Regions from separate parts of the Homo sapiens genome. Here all the other regions are linked to region 2. The links are chromatin contacts, found by Hi-C or POLR2A ChIA-PET in ENCODE. All regions are on one chromosome and are shown on one strand. Each heading gives the region's core, a stretch centred on a gene start or an enhancer-like site at or near the end of the contact. The rest is flanking DNA. Distances are from core to core; before and after follow the strand shown.

What was found. Hi-C counts contacts between places; a loop is a spot of excess contacts on that map. ChIA-PET counts read pairs that join two places held with the same protein, here RNA polymerase II (POLR2A). Pooled maps may share reads with other maps.
Region 1: a pooled map shows a loop between it and region 2 (3-fold over the local background). The contact joins two enhancer-like sites. A Hi-C loop is called at or near these places in 4 of 168 maps with a recorded cell type or tissue (B cell, CD4-positive, alpha-beta T cell, CD4-positive, alpha-beta memory T cell and 1 more) and 8 of 50 pooled maps. POLR2A ChIA-PET finds 5 or more read pairs at or near these places in 6 of 52 experiments (AG04450, CD4-positive, alpha-beta memory T cell, HEK293 and 3 more).
Region 3: a loop to region 2 is called in a pooled map, with 2.3 times the contacts of the local background. The contact joins two enhancer-like sites. A Hi-C loop is called at or near these places in 1 of 168 maps with a recorded cell type or tissue (CD4-positive, alpha-beta T cell) and 10 of 50 pooled maps. POLR2A ChIA-PET finds 5 or more read pairs at or near these places in 6 of 52 experiments (OCI-LY7, WTC11, activated CD8-positive, alpha-beta T cell and 2 more).

The regions. Positions count from the first base shown.
Region 1 is chr6:89,832,956-89,836,660 of GRCh38, reverse strand. All of the region lies in intron 1 of CASP8AP2 (caspase 8 associated protein 2), which reads right to left. Among named protein-coding and RNA genes, the nearest start is that of CASP8AP2, 4.9 kb to the right of the region's middle. Within about 2 kb of position 1,345, at least 6 of the 41 ENCODE cell types and tissues checked have a DNase peak (open chromatin) inside an H3K27ac peak, as active enhancers do.
Region 2 is chr6:89,939,538-89,943,689 of GRCh38, reverse strand. The region is part of intron 7 of BACH2 (BACH transcriptional regulator 2); the gene reads left to right. Among named protein-coding and RNA genes, the nearest start is that of GJA10, 47 kb to the right of the region's middle. Within about 2 kb of position 2,194, at least 11 of the 41 ENCODE cell types and tissues checked have a DNase peak (open chromatin) inside an H3K27ac peak, as active enhancers do.
Region 3 is chr6:90,023,932-90,027,807 of GRCh38, reverse strand. The region is part of intron 5 of BACH2 (BACH transcriptional regulator 2); the gene reads left to right. Among named protein-coding and RNA genes, the nearest start is that of GJA10, 130 kb to the right of the region's middle. Within about 2 kb of position 1,918, at least 2 of the 41 ENCODE cell types and tissues checked have a DNase peak (open chromatin) inside an H3K27ac peak, as active enhancers do.

The sequences.
Region 1 (3,705 bases), core at 96-2,595, 110 kb after region 2:
ATATCTGCTCACCTCCTCATTTCTCTAATTTCTTGGAGTAGCACTAACATTCCCTAACAGACTACTGATTTACTGATGCTACCTCTGAAATATTTCTCCCATTTATTCCCATTCTTGCCATTTCGATTTGTTTCAGGACCCCACTATAGCTACCTAATTATTTCCCCACTCCAAATACATGCTACGCACAACTACTGGGTTAGTTCTACCGCAATCCTGCTCAAAAACTTTCCGTTACTTCCCAATTTCTATAAAGTACAAATTCCTTATCCTGACTGGGTGCAGTGGCTCATGCCTATAATCCCAGCACTTTGGGAGGCCAAGGCAGGTGGATTACGAGGTCAAGAGATCGAGACCATCGTGGCCAACATGGTGAAACCCTACCTCTATTAAAAATACAAAAAAATTAGCTGGGCATGGTGGTGCATGTCTGTAGTCCCAACTGCTGGAGGCTGAGGCAGGAGAATTGCTTGAACCCAGGAAGGGGAGGTTGCAGTGAGCCGAGGTTGTGCCACACAGCTAGACTCCATTAAAAAAAAAAAAAAACTTCCTTATCCTGACATAGACTGACACCTACCATTCTAGCTCCATTATTCACTATCTCAAGGTTTCCAAAATCCCAAGGTTCAATTAAATTAGGCTCACATTGGCGAACACTTCTTGACACGATCTCCCCACATCTGTTCCCCACCACATCTGTCTATAAGTTCACAATCAAGTATGGGTGTGAACACCTACAGAATAGAACATGGGAAGGCAAGATCAGAATGTGAGAATAAAGTTTAGGAAGTCACAGGCCCCGAGGCTGCAGTGAGCCAAGATCGTGCCACTGCACTCCAGCCTAGGTGACAGTGAGACTCTCTCAAAAAAAAAAAAATAAAGGTCAGGGGATGTATTATGTGATTAAGATACTTGGATTCCATCCAGAAGGGAATGGGGGAACCAGTGAAGGTTTTTAAAGTAGGGCAATATAATGATCAAATCTGCATCTTAGATGTTTAACTCTGGCAAGAGTCTGGAAAATATGAGTGGGAAGGGAGATAGAAAAGGCTACCAAAACAAAGCAGAAGACAACGAGGTGTCACTGTAAGTTCTTAGTAGTGGAAATAAAAATAAGAAACAGATCTTGGCTGGGCACGGTGGTTCATGCCTGTAATCCCAACATTCTGGGAGGCTGAGGCAGGAGGACTTCTTATGCCCAGGAGTTCAAGACCAGCCTGGGCAACACAGTGAGACTCCATATCTACAAAAAAAAGAAAAGTTAGCTGGGTGTGGTGGCACATGCTTCCGGAGGCTGCAGTGAGCTGTGATTGCACTGCTGCACTCCAGCCTGGGTCAAAGAGCGAGACTGTCTCAAAACCAAACCAAAAAACCCACAAAACACTAAAAACAGATCTGAGAGGTAGTCAACAAGATTTAATGGAAAGTGTATTCAAATGGACAGTCTTCCCCCATTTCAAATTGTTCTTCAAACCTCAGCATGAGTTGTCTTTTAAAAATGCAAACATGATCGTGTTCCCAACTCTGCTTAAACACTTCAGTGCTTAGGCTGGATGTGGTGGCTCACGCCTGTAATCCTAGCACTTTGGGAGGCTGAGGCAGGCGATCACCTGAGGTGGGTGATCATCTGAGGTCAGGAGATCACCTGAGGTCAGGAGTTCGAGACCAGCCTACGTCATCTCTACTAAAAATACGAAAATTAGCCAGCCGTGGTGGCGCATGCCTATAATTCCAGCTACCTGGAAGGCTGAGGCAGGAGAATTTCTGGAAGCTGGGAGGCGGAGGCTGCAGTTAGCCGAGATCACGCCACTGCACTCCAGTCTGGGGGACAGGAGACTTCGTCTCAAAAGAAAAAAAACAAAAAACAAAAAAAACCCCACCAAAAAGCCCTTCAGTGCTTCCTGCTGATTTCAGGATAAAAAACAAATTTTGAGGCCAGGCGCAGTGGCTCACGCCTGTAATCCCAGCACTTTGGAAAGCCGAGGTGGGCAGATCAACTTTGTTCAGGAGTTCGAGACCAGCCTGGCCAACACGGTGAAACGCCATCTCTACTAAAAATACAAAAATTGGCCAGACATGGTGGCACACACCTGTAATCCCAGCTACTTGGGAGGGTGAGGCAGGAGAATCACTTGAACCTGAAAGGAGGAGGTTGCAGTGAGCCGAGATCATGCCACTGAACTCCAGCCTGGGCAACAAAGAGAGACTCCATCTCAAAAAAAAAAGGAAATATGCACTTTTTTTTTTGAGACAGAGTCTCACTCTGTCACCCAGGCTGGAGGGCAGCGGCACAATCTCTGCTCACTGCAACCTCTGCCCTCCGAGTTCAAGCGATTCTCCTGCCTCAGCCTCCTCAGTAGCTGGGATTACAGGGGCCTGCTGCCGCGCCCAGCTAATTTTTTGTATTTTTAGTAGAGACAGGGTTTCACCATCTTGGCCAGGCTGGTCTTGAACTCCTGACCTTATGATCCACCCGCCTCGGCCTCCCAAAGTGCTGGGATCACAGGCGTGCACTACCGCACCCAGCCCTATATATACACTTTTAATGTGTAACTTTTGTATGCTGAATGGTACTTTTTTTTTTTTTTTGCTTTTGAGGGAATTAATAAGATATAATTAATTGTGTCTTAACTTTTGAAAGAAATTTTTAGATGGAGGCAACTGGGATGTTTGTGATAATAGATAAGAAAGACACCACTGACCTGTAGTTAAATTGGTTTGAATTGCAGATATTCATTATTGAATTTATTCCTGTTTTCTCATACTTTAGAAAAGACACCTGAACAATAAATGAATCCTGGATAGTGTACTGTCCTTCAAACAATGAAGTGATATTAATACTTGCCTGCAGGAGATGCATACTACAGGAGAGAACCCTTAGACTATGTCAGGCCACACTATGAACCTCCCCCCACCTGCCTTTTTTCTCCTTTATGTTTCTGTTACCGTACTAACATTGTGGATTAACGACACTGAAATTCTGCATAATGTGAACAGGATAAACTATTTATAAATCGAAAAAAAAAAAAACAACACAGGGCTTCTGCAGGGAATATTCTTTCCTCAATATTCTACTTTCACTTAGCTCTTCTTTGATATTTTGCTTAAGCCATTTTGAGTCTCCCCTGTCCACCCTCTCTTCCCACTAAGTCAGGCCCTCTGTTATATACTCTTACCCCATTGTGTCCTTTCCCTACATGACCTCTTCTTGAAGTTCATGATTCCATTTTTGTGGGATTCCTGGAGAAATGTCCATCTCACCCAATGGACCACCCAATGGTTCTCCATAAAGATTAGGACCATCCCTGTTCTGTTCCCCAGCTCTCACTGTATCCCCAGCTCTCAGCAGGCCTAGCAGAATGGCAAGTAATAAAAGAATATCTGTTGAATTAAAGAAATACCCAATTTGTTAAAGATGATTCTCATGTTTCTAGCTTTGGAGGACAGTCATGCTTTAACTGCAATGGACAACCAGTGAAGTCATGTTGAGTTATCTGTAGGACATCCAGATAAAGATGTCTAACAGCAGCTGGGGGTGGTGGCTCATGTCTGTAATCCCAGCACTTTGGGAGGCCAAAGCAGGTGGATCACGAGGTCAGGAGTTCAAGACCAGCCTGACCAACATGGTGAAACCCCGTCTCTACTAAAAATACAAAAAAATTAGCTGGGCGTGGTGGTGCGCACCTGTAATCCCACACTCGGGAG
Region 2 (4,152 bases), core at 945-3,444:
TCCTGCTTTTCCAGTAAACTTCACCCAGCAAAGCAGAGACACTAGGCAAGCGAAATGTTTGTTGGGTGAGATAGATACAGCACCACTTGATTGCAACTCCTAAAAAAGATGCAGAGAAAACAAAGATCACGGGGAAATCTACCAGAGCAAGAGAGTCATCATTTGGGGATGAGAATTTTTTTTCCCTTCTTTTGTCTTATATTTTATGAAAGCTATATTTATATAATATGTAATTTTTATATAATACTTACAGAATAATCTATAATTATATAATACTTATATAATTTTTCAATGTTTCCTTTTAACTGGGAGGAAGGGGATGATGGTTTAGGCTGAAGAATGGTCGTGGCTGTTGGCAGGGAAGAGAAATAAAGCAGCCGATTTCTGTTTGGTGAGAAGGAAGCACCGGCATTCCAGGGCCCAGCCTACAGCCTCCCCTCTGCCTCGTTGGTGCAGACAGCATGCAAGGAGACATATGTAGGTTCCATGCACTGTCCAGATGTCACACCTGGACCTAAGAATCCCTGGACACACTGCAGGGACTATCCATTTTACTGACTGCTCAGGAGCTGGAGCCTAGCCAGGCGTGGTGGCTCACTCCTATAATCCCAACAGTTTGGGAGGCCAAGGAAGGAAGATAGCTTGAGGCCAGGAGTTTGAGACCAGCCTAGGCAACAGAGCGAGACCCTGTCTTTAAAAGAAAAAAAATGTGTAAAGCTGGAATCTCCAGAAGAACTAACCCTCCTATAGCCGTGCTTAGCAGGACAGGGCAGGTACCGTGCTAAAAACCCACCTCGGTCCTGCTGCTCCTGTCGTGTTCCAGAGGGGGAAGAGTCAACACTTTGCTGGGCTGAATAAAATCAACAGCAGCTTATTGTGCCAACTGTGGCACAGGCCTCTGGTGCCCTGTTTGGCCCTTGGCCTGCTGACTCAGTGGCTGCCCTGATTCTCCGATTCTCCACTGAGAACCAAAGTGGTAGACCCCTGGCTAAAGAGTGGCGCCCATGAATCCCTCGTGCCCTTCCCCTTATATGCAGCCTGTGTGTCCGGAGCTGTGTGTGGGTGGCTGAGTATAACTAGTGGGGATGGCGACAGTCCACAGGACTCTTCACCTCATCACATTGGCTGTTGGGACTCTTTAGGAAACCAAGCCACTGCTGGGAAGTGAGATCCTGGAGGAGCAAGTGTGTGGAGGGACAGTTAATAAGATGTTAAGCCCAACTGGGCCTGTTTGGCTCAGAATAATTATCTAGAAGGAAAAGAGGTGGGCCTCAACCTTCTTGATGTGTTTCCGCTTTCCAAGGTCTGTTGGCCTTCTCTGACTCCTCAGCCCCATTTGAGGAATGTTTTGAGTGCCGAGAGCCTGGGAGAGGCATGTCCTCCACGGGACCAAACAGTCAGTGGCTACTCCTTATTTCCAGACAAGATGTTCTTGGCTTGGAACTTATTACTCAAGAAACAACTTGGATGTGGTCAAGTTCCCACCCACCCCGACCCGGTGCCTGTCTGAGAACACCTCAGAGACCCCCGCATGTCAGTGAACATAAGTCCTCCCTTGCTAGAGGGGGAACCAAGACTTGTAAAGAGAAACAAGAGTGAGTTGGGGTTTTTTTCACCTGGGAGAAAGTCTATAGTTGACCCATTACCTTTTCCTCTGACCCTCTTTAAAAAGCAGATTGTGTTGCAGCAGCTCTGCTGAAGTGTTGTATGGCTTTTTGTCTCAAGGACTTTGAAACTAGCATTGGTGATTTTTTTCTTTTTCTTGGCAACTCTCCCTCCTATTCCCCTAGTGTTTTATATTCACTGTCTGGATGATTTAAATACAGTAGCTCTTGGTATAGACATCCTTTTGACTTTCCCTGTGGCCTGAACTATAGGGATATCTTCTTTCTGAGAGTAAGTAAACACATTTAGAGCAGAAGCAGAATGGCTTTGTTGTCATCAGAGGGAAAACTCCACAAGCCCCCAAAGCGCCACCACCTCTGCTGTGTTGGAACATCCACATCTCCAACAGACAGACCTCTGTGTTCCGGAGACACCGTGCAGGATCTGAGTGTGTTTGTTATCCAACGGGTATAAGAGGGAAATCAAACATTCTTTCATATCATTAGAAGCCCTGTGCAAACACAGCCCCGTGCACAAAGGCCTTTCCCGAGCCCATAACAAGGAACTGTTTGTCCTGGCTGCCTGTCTTTAGCAGTCGGAGCAGGGCCAAGCCGACAGTGGTGTCATGGGCCCTACTGCGATTTTGCTTTCTTGGACCAAAATTTTACAGGTGTCATGGGACAGAGCTCACCAGGTAGAAGTTGAATCAGATCACCTGCTGGGAACCTTCAGTAAATGCCACACTGCACAAGCTCGGAGCTGTGATGGAACCTGACAAAGAGCTTGCACCCAACCACAGAAAAGTCAAATGATCATTTTGTACATTTGCCTTTGTGCACGGGAATTGACTAGCCACACATGCCGGCAGCCGGGACTCGTGTCTGCCTGCAAATGATGTAACCAAAGAGAAACCTGGGCTCAGGATCAAATGTCTTCATCCTCACTCCCTTGAAGAACACAGACTTAACCCTGCAGCATCTGAACACTATCGAGGGGTTGGTTTCTTCACCCAAGAGCATTTTGATCAGTTCAGCCCAGACCCATATGTTTTTCTGGCTGCTGGGATTCATTGAGTCCATTTATTCTGTCTCCTAGAGTGGCACTGTCCAGTCCATTTGCCTCATGCTGCACGTGGCTGTTGAGCCCCTGAAAGTGGCTAGTCTGAATTATGATGTGCTGTAAGGATAAAATGTGCTTTGGATTTGGAAAGTTTAGCACAAAAAAAAAAAAAACTGTAAACTATCTCATTAATAATTATATTAGCTATATGTTGGAAGTATTTTTATCTATTGGGTTAAATAACATACAGTATTCAAACTCATTTCACCTGTTTCTTTTTACTTCTTTTAATGTAGCTGCTGGAAAATTTAAAATCACAAATGTAGCTCGTATTGTTTGTATTAGACAGGGCTGGGCTAGTGCTTGAAGGAAGTTTAGGTTTGTAGTGCCATCTGCTGGCTCATCCGGAGCAGACGTGAATGTAAACAAGAATGAAGCAATCTGAGCTAACCCACACGTTGTCTCTTAGCCTGGCAGCACACAACCTTTTTATTCCAGGAGCTTCTGAAGCAGGACCAGACTGAACCCAGAAGCTGCTGAATCCCCAAGAGCCTCGGGAAGGGGAGTGACAAACTGCTCAAAGGTGCAAGCCTGTGTCACCTCATGGGTGCCAAGGAGGCTCTTGAGATAGAGTAGTGGTTTGCTGCTCACCTTCCGCACTTGGGGCTCTTTCATGCAGTCTTTTTCACTGGTTGCTATTCTTAAGAAATATTTCAGGCCAGGCACCATGGTTCACCCCTGTAAGCCCAGCATTTTGGGAGGCCAAGGCGGGCGGATCACTTGAGACCAGGAGTTCAAGACCAGCCTGGCCAACATGGCAAAACCGCATCTCTACTGAAAATACAAAAATTAGCTGGGCATGGTGGTGCACACCTGCAATCCCAGCTACTCAGGAGGTGAGGCAGGAGAATCGCTTGAACCAGGGAGGTGGAGTTTGCCGTGAGTCAAAATCGTGCCACTCTACTCCAGCCTGGGTGACAGACCGAGACTCCATCTCAAAAGAAAAAAGAAAAGAAATATTTCAGGCCAGGAATAGTGGCTCCCACCTGTAATACCAACACTTTGGGAGGCTGAGTAGGGAGAATCACTTGAGCCCAGGAGTTTGAAACCAGCCTGGGCAACATTGTGAGACTTCATCTCTTTTTTTCCCCTTCTCTGTGGCGCAAGACCTCATCTCTACAAAAAAAAAAAAAAAAAAAAAATTTAATTAACTGGGCAGGGTTGTCCCAGCTACTTGGGAGGCCAAGGCAAGAGGATTGCTTGAGCCCAGGAGGTTAAGGCTACAGTGAGCTGTGATCATAACACTCCACTCCAGCCTGAGTAACAGAGCAAGACCCTGTCTCAAAAAAAAAAAAAAAAAAAAAAAAAAGAAATATAAGCAATCATTTAACAACATAGTAAGGATACAAACCCATCCTTCAGGAGACTGCTGTCCTCGCTTTAGATAATGCTTATTTGCCTTGATTTGTCAAGAATTGGAATTTGTCA
Region 3 (3,876 bases), core at 669-3,168, 84 kb before region 2:
ATTGCTTCATCTCGTTTAATCCTCACATAAGTATTTTGTACATAGAAAGACCAAGGATTACACAGTCTAACAATGGCCCCAAAGCCAAAGCCATGCAGCTAGGAAGCAGGAGAGCAGGGATTCAAATGGAGCCCCTCTATCTAAGGATGGAAGGAGAAATGGAAAATAGGTGCATTTTAGAGTCAAGAAAGTGCGAAACACTGTGTCTCTCCGGTACCACCTGGCCAATGAGCCCTTGTGGCACCCATTCCTTACCGTTTGGAGAGGGGGTATTGTCTGCCCCCATGGCAGTACAATTCTGACTTTTTATAATGAGTGAATTAAAAAAAAATCTCTTCCTTAATATACTTGGCTTTATCTGAAGCATATTCTGTGAGGTGAAATCGTGTGTGAGTGGCAGTGGTATAGGCATATAAGACCGTCTGTATCTTAAACAGTATACTAAGTGTCATGTAGCATGTGTGTCACTACCTTTTGGTCACAATAATCGTCATTCTGAGAAGCTGCCAAGGACAGGACAGGGACTTGGAAAGCTCCAAGCACATTCTTTTTCTCCCATTCCTTTTCACTGCCTTTTCCCCGTGTTCTCTGAAGGGCATTTGACCTGCGTGTTAACATTCCAGTTCCATTTGACCTCCTGCTTGGTGACAGGTGGTCCAGATGCTTTTGTTACTTGATATGGGACTTAACAGACTGCCAACCAGTGGTCTTAGCCTCATGGTTTTCATCATTTTTAAATGGAAAAACAGGAGTGGGTTTCAGGTGTGCCTAGGCTCCAGTGGAAATCAAACCTTTCTCAAAACACTACCTGAATGACCCTCAAGCTAGATGACTTTCACCCCATTAGATGCTGCCTGCCTTTGGTCTTGAATTTCGATTTTCTTAGTTACCGGGTGAACCAACTTGCAATCTAAACTTCATTCGTTCTAGCCTGCATCCCTGCAGAGATGATGTTTCAGAACAGAATCATTTTGTCCAAAAGACCCCCATGCATGAAAGGAGCAAGTTTCCTTTTATTAAGAATCTTTTCTGTGAAAGCTGTATTTCTGCCAAGCCTCAGTATTCACTTCTGTTTCCTTTCCTACCTGTAAACCGCGTGCCCTCTTAGGAGCTGGGGCAGGCAACAGTAGAGATCAGGCGGATGAACAGCTGTGAAACTATAGATATTCTTTATGTATAGGCAGACAAAAGTGTGTCTGGAGGTAACCCCCACCCCCATTCCAAGAAGGAGTTAGGTTTGACAATCCAGTCTCTTAACATCATAATCCCTGGTCAGATGAATCTAACTTTGGCAGGTTATACATATTAGCATCTATAAGCAATACCTGGCCTGGGAAACATACTAGGAACAATGGCATGACTAATATATTGCTTCTTGACTTCACATGGAAACTCAAGCCCAGCATTGTCACTGACCTGGTGGGCAAACTTCTGACAGTAATTATCATTGGAAAATCTTGCAAAACTAATTTAAGAAACACAATTATTTAATTATAGCACTTTGATAGCGTTCTCCTCTTTCCTCTCTCTCCCTCCATTCCTCCTTCCATCTTCCCCACTCCTTTATGACATCTGAAGTCCACTAATTACTGAGCTCAATTTTCAGGCTGTGTCTTAGGTTTGACAGAAATGCTAAAGTTGAAATTAGACTTGCAGTCTCCCCTCTTTTCGGCATTTGACTATCTGTTGTCTTTTCTTAGTCTTGATTCTCTGTTGTGAGTTTTGACTTGGTTTTTTTCTAAGACAGAATAATTTCTGTCAGGTTCTGGGAACTCCCCTCCCACCCGATGAAGAAGTTTTGGGGAGGAGTTATGAGCCCTGTGTTGAACTGTGCACTAGGTACAAATCTGCAGTGCCTTCTATTAAAATGTAAAATGATCCGTTGAGTCATCCTCCCTCTGGTTTGACTCAGATGCTTTATGGCGCACTTTGCATGTCATTTCTCTGTAATGATTTCCCCATGGAGAAGGGTGTCTGATAGAATCCAGGCAGACTGAAGATTGCTCTGAGTCAAATGGATCTGTTATTCTTTTAGTATTAACCCTTATCTCTCAGTTTCCCATCCTCGTATTTTCCCTGAAGGAACTTTAATGAAGTAAATAGGTTCCACCACCCTCATTTAGCCTCCTAATCACTGTTCACAATTTCTTCTCACATTAGCAGCGTGAAGCTCTAGGGTAATATTTCTCTGGCTACAAGGGGAGGGAAGGGGACACTGGGAGAGAATATTTCACACAGATGCCCTGATAAAGAGAAATGCAGAAAAGAAATGACTTTTCTCTGTCCTCTAACTCCTAATAGGCATGAAGCACATGCTAATAGGAAGCAGAGATTAATGTATGAGAAGTGAATATAAATGGAGAACATAGACACAAAGAAGTAATACCAGAGACAAACTGGAAGTGACAATATAGAAAAGAAGGCTTGCCAAGAGTAGAAAATGACCTATCCCAGAAGAATAGATGGAGGCTTTGGCTTTACTCTTAACTGGGGGGTTACACAAAAGAAGCAAAAGCAAGCATCAACATATAAAAAAGACCAGTGCGATGATCACAAAGCTGCATATCCAAATCTGCCCATGGCTAAATTGCACATTTTCTCCCTGGTCCACACACCCACTGCCCCACCACCACCAACCACCACTAACAGTAATCATGCCCCTTGGATGGCCTGACATGGGCTCCCTTTCACCCGCTGATTTCATCTCCTTTTTGAGATGACAGTTTATGCACCATGCTATTGTTAAATCCCAGTTGTAGCCTTCTCTCTGGCCCGCTAAACGGGGTAGTCTCATCTGACATCGCTGGGTGGAGACAAGAGGAGAGGATGGACACCCCGCTTAATTCCAGAGCCACATACCTAAGACGGCTTTTGAGGGAGACGCTGACCTGCACACCAGAGCACTGTTTTGGCCATGGAAAGAGAATGCCGAACTATTGCTCAGTACTGATGGGCACTGTGTTCCATTAATGTGTGAAAGTTGACCTTTGATTCATCCTTTGGGTTGACTCTGTTTATAAGGGGGAAAGTTCACACTGTTATTGGATGGGTCTTCCCCTCTTCTTCATCTCTCTCAAAAGTTATGTGATGGCATTTTTCCCTTCCAGCCAGTTGTGTTCTTTTGAGCATCTCTAGCTTCCTTAAAAAGTCTTCTCAGGAACCACAGTTAGAAAAGCTCATGTTTCAGGATTTTCCTAAAGTTCCTATACTTTCATAGAACCATAGAAACTAGAACTAAAAAGTCACCTAGTTTATTTCCTCCTTGCATAGATAAGGAAATAGAAGTGCATGAAGTGATTTGGTTTTAACAAGAGAGAAGACAAAACACGAGATCTCTGAAAAAAGTTTTACTGCAAAGCAAAGGCCTGGGCTCAGATTTCTTACCATCTCCCAAAAGGCCTCATCCCTGTATTTGGCCCATTTTTGTAGATTATTACTGAAAACGTACAACTTGGAATTGGTTAGATTTGATTGCCTTTAAGGACCTTCCTGACCATAAGTTGTAGGATTTAAGGTGTGGGTGTGTTTTTTTTCATTTGAAGCCCAAAGCGCACCCTAGGACCTTTGTGATTAAGTCACAGAACCTAAAGGAGGTGCTCAATACTTGAGTTGTTAACATTCTCCTACAGTCTTTAATTTGGGGGAGCTGGGATATATATATATATAGTAGATGTAGAAAAGTGCATAAAACAAATGTATAACTTAAAGTGGGAATATGTTTACCTGTCACTCATGTCAAGAAATAGAGCATGCAACAGCACCCCTGAAACCCCACGGTGTCCCTTTCTGGTGAACACTGCCTCGCTCTAAATGGAGCCTCTATTCTGAGTCTTTTCTTTATAGTTTTGCCACCTTTGTATATGTCTTAATTCAGGC